2 separate regions of the Homo sapiens genome follow, and region 2 is linked to region 1. Evidence: read pairs that join two places in POLR2A ChIA-PET (ENCODE). Cell type or tissue: PC-3. All regions are shown on one strand.

Region 1 (8,000 bases):
GGGAGGAGACCTCGCCGTCTCCATTTGATCACATAATTGCTTCTGATGCCAGCCAGTCTGCAACTGCCAGTGATTGGCACAGGGTTATTTCATGTGCACTTCAATCAAATTTCTTTTCTTGCCTTTTTTTTTTTTTTTTTTTTTTTTTAAGAAAAAATCTCACTGTGGCACCCAGGCTGGAGTGCAGTGGTGCAATCATATCTCACTGCAACCTTCAATTCCTGGGCCTGTGATCTTCCCACCTCAACTCCCAAGTAGCTGGGACCACAGGTGTGTGCCACCACCTCTGGCTAATTTTTATTTTTGTTGAGACAGGGTCTTACTATGTTGTCTAGGCTGGCCTTGAACTCCTGGCCTCAAGTGAACCTCCTGCCTTGGCCTCCCAAAATGCCGGGATTACAGGTGTGAGCCATCCATACCTGGCCTCCAAATTTCACTACCTAACTTGGGAGAGGAATTTTGCATTAGCAGTTACATGGTTCATCTGCCTCAAACATTTGTTTTGACTCTAGCTTTTGCTTGTTTCACTTTTTTAAGCTTGGAAAGAACAAACTTAGAATAGTGTAGGCCTTGGCTTCCACATGGATGTTTTGACAAAATTTCAAGGAAGCAACTGGCTTTGTAGTGCTTTCTTTGTCCTGCTTCTCCAAATTCCCCAAGTGCATGGGTAATCACCTCTGGTTCCCTCGGAGTGTTCGTGGCCAGCTCCTTCCCAGCCTTGCCAGCCCATTGTCTGCATTTGGCATCTGCGCTGGAGTCACTGTGTGCTCCAGTTCCTTAAGGATACTTTTAGTTTATCTGATCTGTGCTCCACACCTCTTCAGACTCCATTTCCATGAATGTTTTGGGAGAGGTGAGGAAGAAACCTTTTCTGCTCATTGTTGCGCGTTCCCCACCCCAGGCCCCGTCTGATCTATTCTTACATCACAACTAAAAATATTCTTAAAAATGTGAATCAGATGGTATGACTCCCCTGCTCAGAACCCTCCAGTGCCTTCCCTCTGTACTTGGAACCAAGTCCAAACTCCTGATGAGCAGCAGGGCTCCGCATGGCCTGGCCTTTCATCTGTTGCTTCCCAAACGTGTGGCCTCTGGTTGGTTTCTGGAACTCACCATGCCTTTCCCCACACATGCTGGTTCTTCTGCCAGGGACACTCTTCACTCTCCCTTCATGTGCTTAGCCCCTTCTTAGCTTGCAGGTCTCAGCTAAATGGTACCTCCTCAAAAGGGCCTTCCCTCCACCTATACCAGGTATAATGCTGTTTGCCTCCTTCAGAATGCCTCTCACAGGCTGTGATTACTTTAAACAGATTCGTTGAGATATAGTTCAGATGCCATGCAATTAACCCTTTTAATGTATACAATTCAGTGGGTTTGAGTATATTTTCAGAGTTGTGCATCTATTGCCAGAGTCAATTTTAGAACATTTCATTACCTCAAAAAGAACCACCATACTTCTTAGCTGTCGTACCCCTTCCCCTATTTCCACCAGCCAAAGGCAACCAGAAATCTACTTTCTTTCTCTCTAGATTTGCCTATTCTGGACATTGTGTATAAGTGGAATCATTTATATGAAATGGAGCCAGTCCTTTGTGACTGGCTTCTGTCACTTAGCGTAATGTTTTCAGAGTTCATTTGTTTGTGGCATATGTCATACTTCATTCTTTTTCATGGCTGAATAATATTCCATTGTATGGATATACCACATTGTGTTTATTCATTCATCAGTTGCTGGACATTAGATTGTTTCCAGTTTTTGGCTATTACAAATTATGCTGCTATCAATATTTGTGTACACATTTTTGTGTGGGCTCATGTTTTTATTTCTCTTGGGTACATACCTAAGAGTGGGATTGCTGGGTTACATGGTAACTTATATTTCACTGTTAAGAAACTGCCAGGCTGCTTTTCAAAGCCACTATACTATTTTACATTCCCATCAGTAGTATGTAATGGTTCCAGTTTGTCCACATCTAGTCCAGCATTTGTTATTGTTTGTCTTTTTGATTGTAGCCATTCTAATGAGTAGGAAGTAGCATCTCTTTGTGGTTTTGATTTAGATTTCCCTGAAGGTTAATGATGTTGAGCATCTTTTCATGTGATTATTGGCCATCTGTATGTATTTTTTGGAAAAACTATTCAGATCCTTTACCCATTTGATAGTTAGGTTACTTATCTTTTTATTATTGAGCTGCAAGACTTTTTAAAAATGTATCCTAAAGTTCCTATTAGACATATGATTTAAAATATTCTCATCCTGTGGATTTTTTCACTTTCTTAATGGTGTCCTTTGAAACACATGAGTTTTAAATTTTGATGATATCCAGATTATCCAGTTTTTTTTGCTACTTTTGTAATTATTATTATTATTTTTATTATTATTATTTGAGGCAGAGTCTCGATGTGTCACCCAGGATGAAATGCAGTAGTGCGATCTCGGCTCACTGCAATCTCCGCCTGCTGGGTTCAATTGATCCTTCCACCTCAGCCTCCCAAGTAGCTGGGGCTACAGATGTGTGCTACTACAACTGGGCTAATTTTTGTGTTTTTAGTAGAGACAGGGTTTTGTTATGTTGGCCAGGCTGGTCACAAACTCCTGGCCCCAAGTGATCCACCTGCCTTGGCCTCCCAAGGTGCTGGGATTACAGGCATGAGACACTGTGCCCTGCCAGTTATTTTTCATTTCCTTTTGAATTTTTTGTTTTTGCCATCTCCCCGTGTAGGCTGCATGTGCTGCGACGGCAGCGCTGTGTTTGCCATTGTAGCCCCATCCCCTAGAACAGGGCGTGATATAGGGCAGCGGTCAGTGAATAGCTCTTCAGTGAGTTAGTAAACAAAGTGGTTCTCAAAATGTAAAATTCTTCCTTGACTCACTAAGCAACCTTCTGATTGCAACTGCTTTCCCTTTTTGGCCTCCAAGACAGGAATTCTCTGGCCCTGCTGACAGGAGCCCCATGTTGCACAGGGCAACTATGTCACTCATTGGAAATTAACATGTCTGCCCTCTGACTTCAGTATTTCTCCCAGGAGCAGAGGATGGAAGTTCTTCACAGCTGGATCTGCTGTATCATTCAGAAGCTGGCTTCAGAGCCTGTGTAGCTGGAAGCCTCGGGCTCACATCAAGGAAGGGAATGCCACTCAGCCTCTGGGCACACAGCTGCAACTTCCCCTGGTGCTGTCTCTCTTGGTGCTACCCTATACTAGCCTTGTCCTGAAACATCTACCCCATTCATTTCACCCTCTCTGCTACTATGTCACTGCCTCTCCCATCACAGTATTCCACCCAAATGAGGCAAATTCTTATCCTTTCAAGACCTACCCTAGAGTCACCTTTTTTGATATATTTGCTTTTTTATTTACTCCACCAGGCAAAGAGGGTGGCACCCTGCTATGAGCTCTTGGAACAATTTATTTATAAGTTCCTTATAGCCTGGATCGTATTCAACCAATAGTTTTTCCCCCTCTATTAAAATGCGTTAATTTGGAGTCTTTGCTTACTAAATGCTGTCTCCTTTTTTTTTGAGACAGAGTTTCGCTCTTGTTGCCCAGCCTAGAGTGCAATGGTGCAAACTCGGCTTACTGCAACCTCTGCCTCCTGGGTCCAAGCGATTCTCCTGCCTCAGCCTCCCAAGTAGCTGGGATTACAGGCATCTGCCCACCACGCCCAGCTAATTTTTTGTATTTTTATTAGAGACGGAGTTTCACCATGTTGGCCAGGCTGGTCTCAAACGCCTGACCTCAGGTGATCCACCCACCTCAGCCTCCCAAATTGCTGGGATTACAGTCGTGAGCCACTGAGCCCGGTCAAAATCCCTTCTTACCTGTCATTTGTATTCTCCCCATTCTGTGTCTGACATCTTGTAGGTGTTTGTTAGATGATTGGTGAGTGAATTAATGAATGTACAGATGGATGATGTATAAGTCCTTTCAGAGGGAAACTTTGAGTATGTTAAGACCCCAGGAAGGCTTATACTTGATCTTTGTATCCAGAATGTTGCCAACATTCTGGATACAAAGAAAAGCACCCTCTCTGTGACTTCTCAGATCCCATCTGCCTCTGATCTTTCATGACCCCTGCTGGATTGACTACATGAGCCTCTTTCAGAAGTTTGACTAGCAAATCAACAAAACAGTTCACCCTCTGCATCTCTGCTCAGGGATCAACAGGAGTGCTTGCTTATGTGGCTTCATTCCAGTGGGAGGTTCATATTTTCTTAGTTATGTATCATGTAGTCTTCCTTGATTCAAGAGTACCATGACTTGTGTTTGTTCTGACTCCAGGACTATCCATGAGTAACCCTCAGCCAAGAGTGTATCATCAGGGCCTGAGCAAGTGGCAGGAGACAAGGTATAGTGTGAATCTAGTACATGGAAGAGAATGTCTTGACAGCTGGGGTCTGTAATTCATATGCTGTTCAAATGACAGGCCTTTTCCCCACACCTGTGTGTATTCAAAGCACCATGTCATGTTCTGTAGGGAGATAGGCAGGGGAGTTGGGTCAGGAGAAGGAAGTTAAGATTGAAGGAGAACATGCAGAGGAGCTTTGGGAAGGAATGTGCCCGGCTCACATCCTGGCTCCATCATTTACCAACTGGGAAACCCTGGGCAAGTGATATAACTTCACATTCCAGTTTCCTCCTCATAAAAATGGAAATAAAGAGAAGGTGTACATAGAGTTTTTAGATAATGGATTTAAAACACTACCTGGCACACAGTAAACCATTACTAAGTAGAGGCTATGTACTCCATCCTACACGCATCAGCAGTGGCAGTCCAGCAATACTCCTATAAGGCACATGTTATGACTTCATTTTACTGGTAAGGAACTGGAGGCTTAGAGAAAGGATGGTTAATTTGCCTGACAACACATTGCTGGTATATATCTGAGCCAATAATCAAAATTGGGACACTAATGCCAAAGGTTTTACAATTTCTATGCTGCAGGCTCAGGTGTTTTTCTTCATGGGTAGGAACTTTATGGCTCAAGCCCGAAGGATTCCCCTCTGGGAATACGACTGTTCTGGTAAGGTTCAAGCTGACTCATCATTGAGTGCTGCTAATAAAGTGTTTGCTGAGAATGTTTTCTGTTAACTCATTGAGCCAGGTTATTAAGAACCTGTGCTCACCTCTGACACCTCAGTTGATTGGGGAATTTGGGATGAAGTGCTTCCAAAATTTATTTGAATTCTAAATTAACTAAGTGAGTTAACGTGGAAGCCGCTTTTACCAGCCCACAAGGGTCACGCTTGTTGTGTCTGGAAGAAGGAAAGGGTCTTAGAGGAACACAAATTGCCAGACTGACAGTCAGATATGGAGACACCAGGGTCATCTTCAGTTTAACAAACACATGTCAGAACTAGAAAGTTGGAAGTGAGACTTCAAACTCTACCTAGCATTGAGCATAAGCAGGTCACTGACCACAAAGATATTCTGTTCCCAAAGAGCACCATATTCGTGGTCAAGTAAGGCCAGAGTCTAGACTGACATCAAATGCTTGTATGATTGGGAGGAAGGAGCCCGAAGGCCAAAGAGGCTCACTAATTTCATTATTCGATTCTTCCAACCACTGCACGTTACAAACAGGGCTGTAGCCTGGGTCTACTGGCCAAGCTTCCGGGGCTGGGACAGGCAAGGTATGTCTGGATGAGAGAAGGTCTTTGCCAAGACAAGCATCTCTTGTGCCAGGCAGACCAGCAAATGAGCTGCTTCTTGCAGCCCCTTCTTTGGCATCTCCCATAAGCCAAGGCCTATTCATTTAATAAATGCAGACTCAGGAGCTACTAAGTGCCAGGCTCGGTGCCAGACACTGAGAATACGGAAATGAGTACGCATAAATCAAGTGTGCTTTTCATCACTGTGTTTTTAAAAATGTTAACTGATGATTTCCTGATCCTGAGAGTAATGTGCAGATGCTCCTTGAACTATGTTGGGGTTATGTCCTGATAAACCCATAGTTAGTTGAAAATATCATAAGTTGAAAATGCATTTAATACACTCAGCCTACGAAACATCATAGCTTAGCCTAGCCTACTTAAACATGCTTAGAACAGTTCCATTAACCTACAGTTGGGCAGAATCATCTGGCAACACAGCCCTCCATAGAGTATCGATTGTTTACCCTGGTGATGATGTGGCTGACGAGGTGCTACAGCTCGCTGCGCTGGCCAGCATCTTGAGAGTATTGTACAGCTTTCTACCACTTTCCACTGAATACCTATTGTTTTTACACCATCAGAAAGTTGAAAAATCTTAAGTAGAACCATCATAAGTCAGGGACTATCTGTATGGTAGTAGAAATTTTTAATTGAATCTTCTGTAATCTTCAGCAAGAAACCCTGAGAATATTGAACGTCTTTGCCAGACAAGGAAAAGTGGGACTGGGGAAAAGGCCAGTTATGTGAATCCTCTTAAAATAGGGTCTAAAATTTTATAATAAAAATGTATTTTAAAAGTTTTGATTGAGACTTTGCCTGAAATGTGAAACTGAAAATTACGAAATTAGGTTTATTTTATCCTGCATTTATTCAGTGGCACTCAAAACATTGTAATTATAATTGTCAAAGATATCTTAGACCAAAGGCAAAAGATTATTTGCTTTATTAGAGTCTTTAAAATAACAGTGCCCTAACTTCTGAAACAAAAGAAGGAATTGAGTGCTGGATAGGCAGCTTTTGAATGTGAATTTTCCTACTATTTCATAAGATAACATCCTTTGCTTCATATTTTGTCTGGTTTTCGGTACAATCACAAAAGGATCATTTTAACAATGGTCACTTTTTTCTAAGGGCTTCTCTTGATCTTTTTTATTTAAATCTTTGTCTTCTGAAGCATCTTAAAGTAGTATCCAGGAGAATTTTGACTCCTTCAACAGTTAACTGATCTAACTCTGCCAGATCCAGATTTATCAGTGGTTTTGCAGTGGTTTTATCCATTTTTCAACATCACTTTCATTGATTTCATGAAAGTCTGCATCTTTTAGAGCAAGATTTCTGCTTCACTCTGTATTTGATTTGCATTGTATTGTAGTCAGATAATCAGATGTCTGCACTAGCAGTCAGGGACATTAGATAGACAGTTTGCTCACTGGTCCGCGTTCCCAGTCAGCTAAGAGTCTCATAACCATCAGCCTTGATAAATGCTAATGTTAAGTTCTCTAAGTTAAAGCCAGTGTAGGCAATGATTGGAACTTGGAAGCAATCAGAGCACAGAAGAAGCCTGGTCCCTGGAATCTCTCCCATATGCATCCTGGTGGATACCAAGTGCCTGGCAGAAGTCATAGGCAACTCCCAACCAGAGCGCTCTCCACTGACATGTTGCTTAGAGCTGGGGACAGCTTAGATTAGCCATATCTCCCCAAAATTTGTATTTTTAATTGAATTGATTTTTTAAATTGAATCCATTTTAAACATGGGATTTTATTTTTATTTAAAGAATTACCTTGTGGGTATGTCTGTGACTCTTGGGTGCCTGCCTGGCTGCCAAGAAGACATGTGGCTCCATGATGACTCTGCTTTTTAAGGTTATGCCCTGGGCATGATCTGAAACCAGGAGAACAAAGTGGGTACTGGTGTTGCCTTGAATGAAGTGCTCCCCTAATGGGGGAAGCCTTGCAACCTTTATAAACTGCAGTCAGGACTGTTTTCTCTTCCTTAGTATGGATTTAAACAAGAATCATAAACACGTGAGCTTTCTCCTCATCCTCCTTTTGTTGCCTCTCCCCACCTGGGAGCAAATGCCTAGGACTTTCCAAGTGGTTCTCGGTGCCAGCAGCCTCATAAGGGAAGAGTATTATCTGAGTTCAGGTTCATCAGAAGCAGCACCCGAGATGGACTCTCATGAAGGGGATTTATTGGGGCAAGAGGAGCGAAGGGAGCAGAATGAGGAGGGGAAGAAACCAAACAGGCATGTGGGCTCAGCTGGAGTCTGCTTCACCCAGTCCTATGGGAGCTCTGGAACATTAATTGTACAACAGAGTTGGTCTTGTCTTGAGGCAAAGGGG
Region 2 (8,000 bases), 120 kb before region 1:
GCCTGGTGGGCCATGCTCAGTGGGGGTTTCATTTGACGAGCCATGGGAAGGCTTCCAGCAATGGGGGATGTGGTTTTACTTGTACCTTAAGAAGATCACACTGGGTCTTGTTTGGAGAATGGACAGGAAAGGAGCAGGAGAGCAAGCAGAGAGTCTGAGGTGCAAGAAATGCCCTGTCCTCCCAGCAGACTGGAGCGAATTCTAATTCTGCCTCTGCTACTTCATTCCTATGCAACTTTGGGCAGGTTTCCTAATCTCTCTGCCTCTCAACTGTTCACCCCTCATAAAATGAGGACAAGTATTTTCTCATGTGGTTTCTAGGACAAATAAGTATTCGTAAAGTCCTCTATAAACTTGGGCCATATGCTTATCTGAGCTATAATATGATTCATATTGAAAGGAGGGGGACTCCTGCAATGTTGGGAAAACGACTCAGCTGCCCCTATATAAGGAATATGTTATTACAGTCCGAGACTAAAAAGATGCTTTTGTTTCTTTACTGCCATCAGTGTCTCTCTAAGGGAGGGCGGCTGGTTAAAAATCACATGGTGTGGGCATTTATAGGGGTAATAACTTGAAATGATTAAACCCTTTTTTTTTAAAGCTTCATGTCTCTGTTCTCCATCTGTAGGTGGTGCATGAGTATGATATAGTGTGCATGTGTGACATGCTGCGAGTGTGAGGAATGCCAGAGGGAGACCCACGAAACTGCCCTGCAGGCAGAAGGCCACATGCTCTCAGCACCAGTCAGTGGTGCTCGCTAGTCCGGCAGATTGCTGTATTCTTGCACCCTGTACCACAACATTGTTAGGATAAAGTTTCATAAGTCTTATATGGCTTTGAACAAAGCAAGTCTATTTTTCATCATAGTATGGGTTATTTAGAATTCATATGTTATGAGGAAATACACTGTTTCAAATGCAGTTTTCTTTGTGGTGTCTCAGCAGATACTGAGTTTTGCTGCCCTGTCATCCAAGAGGGCCTCAAGGTGCCCAGAGAGACCAACTGAAAAATGTTCACTGGAACGGAGCTGCAATGGTGGAAACGTTCTGTGTGTGCCCTGTTCAGTACAGCAGCCACTGCGCGGCTGCTGAGCCCTTGAAATGTGGCTATCAGGGTAGAAGAACTGATTTTTAATATATTGAATTATGAGTCATTTAAATTTAAAGAGCACAGCTGTATTGGACAGCACAGCTGTAGAAGGATGTTTTCTCTCATGGAAAACCCCAACTCTGAGCCCCAGGGGTCCTATGGATCCATGAGCTCACAGACTCCCCTAACGTCCATGAAGATCATCACCAGGATTTGAGGGAATGCTGTGGTGCATACTTTGTGTTGGACAGTTATGGGGGATTGCTTTTGCCATCTCAGCATTTCACCGCTGTCCTCGGTATGAGATTATGGTGATGTTGAATGGGGGTCATTAGAAGGCTGTCCACAGAGGGGATCAGCCCCCCTCAATGACCACTACTCCGAGCATGGGCTTTCTTCTGTTTGATCTCGTTGGGCCCTCAGCTGTGACTGTGGAGAACAGCAAGTCCTCAGTGAGAGTATTTGTCACTTCCTACTCTTGGTGTTTAATATCATCCCTCTGGCACAGATGCTTGAAAATCAATGGTTTCTTGACACATCTTGGCTTGTGTGAGGGGCCATAACAATAGCAGGGCTCATGGCTCCTTTTTTTTTTTTTTTTTTTTTTTAAAGAGATAGGGTTTTACTCTGTCACCCAGGCAGGCAGGGGTGCAATAGAGTGATCATAGTTCACTGTAACCTCGAACTCCAGGTCTCAAGGGATCCTCCTGCCTCAGTCTCCTGAGTAACTGGATCTATACACATGTGCCCCCGTACCTGGCTAATGTGGCTTCCTTTATGTTCAGCAAGGAACTCTCAGTGTTTGTCCATTTCCTTAGGAACATGAGTGTTTTTGGAAGGCCTTTGATGAGTGGCAGTTGGGTGGATGGATGAGCTAATACATCCATCATCCTATCTCAGGAGGATGCTTGGATTTGTGTTTAGAAATTGGGTAACTCAGTTGTTCATGGAGGAAAAAGTTGAACATTACTCAAGTGCAGATAGGGAAACAGTGTAAGAACAAAAAACTTTTTTTCTATCTACAAGTGAGGAAAAAAATATTGACAGTGTGCCCAAGCTTCATGGTAGGATGGGTGTTAATTGGGAATGGCATGTAATTCTCTTCTGGAATCCAGTGTCTGGGCAAGTCCTGCCTCTCAGATTAAGGCACCAGCATTCAGCATAAGAGGGTCCTGCCTCTCAGATTAAGGCACCAGCATTCAGCATAAGAGGGAGTAATTGACATTCTACATGGCAAAAGACCCTTGAAAGATAACAGATGAATGTCTCATGGCCAGTAGCTTGGTTTTTTTGCATGGTGTAGATTTAGAATATAACTTTTACAGGGAAGAAAGGGGTTAAAATGTCTGGTGCCATCTGTCACAGTAATGAGTTGTGCAAAGCCCAATGAACCTTGTAGAAACAACATCGTGCCCAGAAATAGCCTAGACCTCAGAGTGACATCAGGGGGCGGGGACCTGATAGATGTGGTCCTGCAAAAGGACCGAAGGTTCTTCTTTAACAATTCAAATTGAATAGGAACCATTTTTAATTTGGGGGTAACTCCGTCTTCACCATTAATGGCCATTCTTCAAAGCTACTTTCATTCCTGTGAGGGATGGCCAGACACGAGAAAGCCAAGCAGGGATTTTCAGTTACAGGTGAGCATCCGATCTGCAGCCAGGGCTTTTTCTACCGGGCACATCTTTGTGCGCAGCCTGGTTTGAGCTGATCTGCACATAAACAGGCACTCTGGGTGTGGATGGGGGCATCTGTGTACTCTTTATGGCTATATTTCCAGAATATGCTTTTAAAGACTGTGGTCACATTTACCTTGGTTAGGGAAGATAGTGACTTATAAAAACCTCAAACATTTATGTTTCCCTTTCCAATATAAAAAGTGTTAATAATTTACCCACTTAAAAGGTTAAGATCAAAGAGATCATAAACACACATGAATACTATTTCAGGAACATAAAATTCAGCTATTTCTACTAACAGAAAGTGAGTTTATGGGATACCAATGCAAACAAACATAGATTTAGTGGAAAATGACTCAACCAAGTAAGATTTACAAAACAAACAAACAAAACTGTTTTCATCATCTTTGGTTGTAGTTTTATAAAGAATGCTGGTTCATGGACTCCAGACACTTCACTGAAACTGTGTGAATCATTTTAAACAGGTTTGTCCTTGGGCCCCAGATAGTACATTGGCATTTGTGAATCATTTTAGATGAGTTTGTCCTCAGTACAAATCGTGCTGTGTTTAAAGTTCTTGGAGACACTTCTCTCTTCCAATAAAAGGCTTTTACTAGATGTTTCAGTGACATAAAGTTGAAGACATAAATACTGTTTTATATTGTAAGCAGGACCAACTCTTTTATGGTGTGTTTTATACGTCTAGAGGATTTTTGTTGTTGTTGTTTCTTTGAGGTTTTCTCTGAAACTTCAGATTAAGGTAGTCCTTGAAGTGGAGGCTATTAAGACCTAGTGTTATCTGTCTCAGGGAGGTGGGGGACTAGGTGGACTGATGGACCCCAGAACTCCAGATTCCTTGCACTGGAAGCTGGTGTTTTGTGTTTGGAAGAGCCTCTGCCCTCTGTGTCATGCTGCAGTAAAGTATGGGTCAACATCCCCAAAATGTGTGACTCGCCCAAATTAAGTGGTGTCATACTCTGATCCTTCTTCCACTGAACATCACATTCTTCATGAGAATCACACCATTGTCCTCTGTCTGCCCTGCCTGTGAGACGGGCCATGCTCTATGCTTGCCCGCCTCTTCCATCAGGAACACTCACACAGTCATTCTCCTCACATACCCCACTCTCATCTGCTGCCCCTCACACCTGCCCTTCTATAGAATGTTCTACCCTTTAATAGGGAAGGGTTTCTTCTTCCTATGAATTTTTACCTCACTTTGTGTCTTTTTAGGTTTGTATTGGAACTATTTGCAAACAGGTCTTGGCTTATCTAAAGAAAAATTGTAAGCTCCCCATGACGCAAGACAGTATCTTATTTACCTTTGAAAACCTCATCACACTCTGCCCTGCTCAGAGTACAATCTAAATAAAAGTCTATTGAATGACTGAAGTAGAGTTTCTTTTTTAACACTTATATGCACATTCTTGTGACAGGCACAGTGAAAGATTTATCAAGGAATGACATGGTCCCCACCCATGACACTGTTAAATCCATAATTTGTGATGCATTGTTTTTAGTTATCTAGTGCTGCTGAACAAACCACTCCAAACTTAATGATGTAAAACAACAGCAATTTTATCATGCTCACAGACATTGTGGGCAAGGAATTCGGGACAGGGCACATTGGGGATGGCTGGTCTCTGCTCCATGATGCCTAGGACCTCAGCTGGGAGAGACTTGAACAGTTGGGGGCTGGTGAATCCATGTCTAAGCTTCTTCATTCACATGCCTGTCACCTTGGCAGCATGGCCTAGAAGCCTGGGCTTAGCTGGGCCTGAGACCCCCAGCATTCTCTTCAAGGTTGGGGAATTGGACCCTACATTTGATGGGAGAATTAGCCAGTTCATGTTGCAGAAGAGCATGTGGAGTCGGAGATACTTTACAAGCATCTATGGAAAATACAGTCTGAAGTGAATGCCCAAATGAGTGGCACCAACACTGATTATTACTGGGTGACAGAGGCACATGGAGAAAATGTCATGAGGGAGGAAATGCTGGGATTTGCCTTGACCTCTGGCTGGGGGACGGGGAGGGATGAGAGGTCCAAGGCAAGATGGATAAGTAGGAATAAGCAGCCTTGTTTTGGGGAAAAAGAGGGACAGACCTAGAATGGCTGGCTGGGTGAAATGGCTTGTTGTGTCTCCTAAATTAGATTTTACATTTTTGAGGGCAGAGCTACTTAATATTGTATTTACCCCAGAGGAAGATTATTTTTTTCATTCTCTAAATTGTTTAATTAAAACTCATAGTTCATGTTAAATTTGTTCAAAGTTTCCATCTAATGGTGAGGTGGTAAAGGAAATAAAACTTACCAAAATAGAAGAGGGAGAAATGAAAAGGAAATATGATCAATGATTTCTGTTCTTTTTACTTCCTACTTGCAAAGACTCTGGAAATGTAATGATGGTTCAGAGTGTTCTGCTATAAATCCTAACAGCTTAAACAATCTCCTGGGATCATATTGGCAAACTCTAAGATGATACAAGTATAGACTTAGTTTGTCTGAGCCCGAGGTTCAGTGTTTGGAGAAAAATAATACCTATGTCGAGATAATATCAGATAACCTATAAAAGCAGGTAGCCCAGTCATGCACATTGGTGATCAATCAATGTTAGCTGAATCCAAATATTACGAGTGCAGATGCTGAAAGGAACAAAAGGAAATCTCACTCAGTCATCCATCTGCCAGTATTTCCACCCTTTCCCGCAAAGAGGAGCTCAGTGTCTGTCTCTGTTATTGCATCAGGATCTCACATTATCCAGTAAACCCAAATGCTGTAGGTAAGAGATGTAATAGGTGGTATTTATTAAGTGGTTTTAATAAAGTTTTGTGGATAGGTATGACACCATTTCTTTTGAGCTTAAAGATGCTTAAAATAGCTAAGGTTAAAAATGAGGGAAGATCTGAAAAGAAAAACAGTAAAGAGATGTGAGATGTAAACACTGAAAGGAAGTAAGGGTAGAGCAAAAAAAAAGTAAAGCATCAGGTAAATATTTAATAAAATGTTTATACATGTATATTGACTGTAGGTGTAGGGTTAGTCTATTGAATAAAGCTGCCTTTCTTAGGAATGGTGGTCTCAAAATGCACCAGTGCCTTCCTATTGGCTGAATGTCCACTTCTGTTCTATGCACTGTGCTAAAGGGTGGACATGCTGAGATGAGTGTGAGTGGCCTCTGCACCAAAGAGTTCAGTCTAATTCTGGGGGTTGGGGATAAATATGTTAGCCAGTAAATGCCATTTATTGCTTTAGATGTCATCTCAGAAGGATAAGGAGCAGTGGGGACAGGAGGAGCAAGCCATCTCCTGGGGGAGTCAAGAAAGATGAGGACAGAGAGAGAATGTCCCTTGGATCCAATATGGTGGCCATTAGTGACCTTGTTAAAACCAGTAGGAATGGGGTGGCAAGAAGGAGAGTAGAACAGATTATAAGAAAGAATGAGTTTTGATGAAAGTATTGGAATTTTGATGACCTTTTTTATTACAGGTTTGGGAGCAACTACTTTCTTCACTCTCTAAACTGCAAATCATTCAGGGTAATTGTGCTGGTTCAGTTAGCCCCCAAGCTGAGAAGACAGGCCCACTGTGGTTTGAGTAACTTGGAAATCTTGTGGGGTCAGTGTTTTGACTCTCTTCATTTTGGTCATGGTTCAGGATTTTCACACACCACTAAGGTCTAGGGGAAGCTTCTCAGCTTTCTGGATACCCTCTCAGGGCTCATGAAGTGGCAGGCCTGCCCTGGGAAGGTCAGGATTCTTCTGTAAAAGCAGAGAACACTGCATGGAGCCCAGAGAGCCCACTCTCTGCGCTCTTCCCTTCCTATGGGCTCACACGGGGAAACAGATGCTTTCCTATAACTCTGAGCACTGAAGCAGCTTTGCTCTGCCTTGGCCGAAACATCTATCCAGGACCAAATTCTTAAAACCCCAGGGGCCCTGGGGTGATTTTCAGCCCAGGCCCTGAACCTGTCATAAAATGTAATGGATGATATATTTTTAACTGCTGAGACCAGAGAGTTCACATAACCTATGAAGACTGAAACAACATAATGTTTCTGCAGTTTTGAAGCATTTCAAAAACCAGAGGATGGTCTCTCTCATTAGGCATTACTAGTAAGACAAAAGTTCTTAACCATTTCTGTGCGTGGACGCCTTTGGCCGTTGGGAAGCGCACGTGGATCCTTTCTCAGAATATGCTTTTACATACATAGAATAAAATACATAGAATTACAAAGAAATTCAGTTATACTGAAATGGAGTTATCAAAATTTTTAAAGACCACTTTATGATATAATAATATACCAGCTTTTTCTTGATGCATGAAATAAGAAGATCTACAGACATTTTGAGTACTGTTAAGCATAAACAATATTTCAAGGTGTCTACAACTATAATATAGTGTGTAATATCTCAGATTTCTATCGACGGTAGAGTCACAGGTCTTTCTAATACTTTTGTGGTTTGATGCCTACATTTTATAATGGAAGGAAATGCTAAATTTCAGTTAGAGGTTAATAAAAATAAAGAAGGAAAATTCTTTTCCTCTATCTAAATCCACAGATGCCCTGAATTCTCTTCGAGGTTAAGAACTTCTGGTTTAAGATATGCTTTTGGTTGACAGTAGTAAAACAAGCCAAAAGAAGTTGACCATTTATGTGATGTGCAGTAATAAATTAGCAATTCAGAGTTGAGGAGCTCATTACTAATCTGTGGATAGTCCTAATCCCAGCCCTTTTCTTTCTGAGCTTTGCCTTTTGTAAATCTCAGTGCTTCACACACATCAGACAAAGATATTTTGTGAGTGGCTCTAAAAATGGGGGCAAAACATGACCCTGAGGAGGCCTGGGGCTGATCTGAGCCTTAAGACTTATTTGTGGAGACCTTGTGCTGTTCTTTTTTTTTTTTTTTAATTATACTTTAAGTTTTAGGGTACATGTGCACAACGTGCAGGTTTGTTACATATGTATTCATGTGCCATGTTGGTGTGCTGCACCCATTAACTCGTCATTTATCATTAAGTATATCTCCTAATGCTATCCCTCCCCCAGCCCCCCACCCCACAACAGTCCCCAGTATGTGATGTTCCCCTTCCTGTGTCCATGTGTTCTCATTGTTCAATTCCCACATATGAGTGAGAACATGCGGTGTTTGGTTTTTTGTCCTTGCGATAGTTTGCTGAGAATGATGGTTTTCAGCTTCATCCATGTCCCTACAAAGGACATGAAGT

What was found. ChIA-PET counts read pairs that join two places held together with the same protein. Peaks named below come from ENCODE experiments on the same cell type or tissue, not always from the same donor. Only the 100,000 strongest peaks of a DNase experiment are listed, where the experiment ranks them.
Region 2: POLR2A ChIA-PET joins it to region 1 with 5 read pairs; 2 of 35 experiments call an interaction of 5 or more read pairs at or near these places.

The regions. Positions count from the first base shown.
Region 1 is chr3:37,720,992-37,728,991 of GRCh38, forward strand. The region is part of intron 18 of ITGA9 (integrin subunit alpha 9); the gene reads left to right. Among named protein-coding and RNA genes, the nearest start is that of ITGA9-AS1, 140 kb to the right of the region's middle. In PC-3, no CTCF peak of the experiment used is centred here; no DNase peak of the experiment used is centred here; H3K27me3 peaks cover 5,021 bases.
Region 2 is chr3:37,605,294-37,613,293 of GRCh38, forward strand. The region is part of intron 15 of ITGA9 (integrin subunit alpha 9); the gene reads left to right. Among named protein-coding and RNA genes, the nearest start is that of ITGA9, 160 kb to the left of the region's middle. In PC-3, no CTCF peak of the experiment used is centred here; a DNase peak (open chromatin) is centred at 3,208; H3K27ac peaks cover 693 bases; H3K27me3 peaks cover 3,651 bases.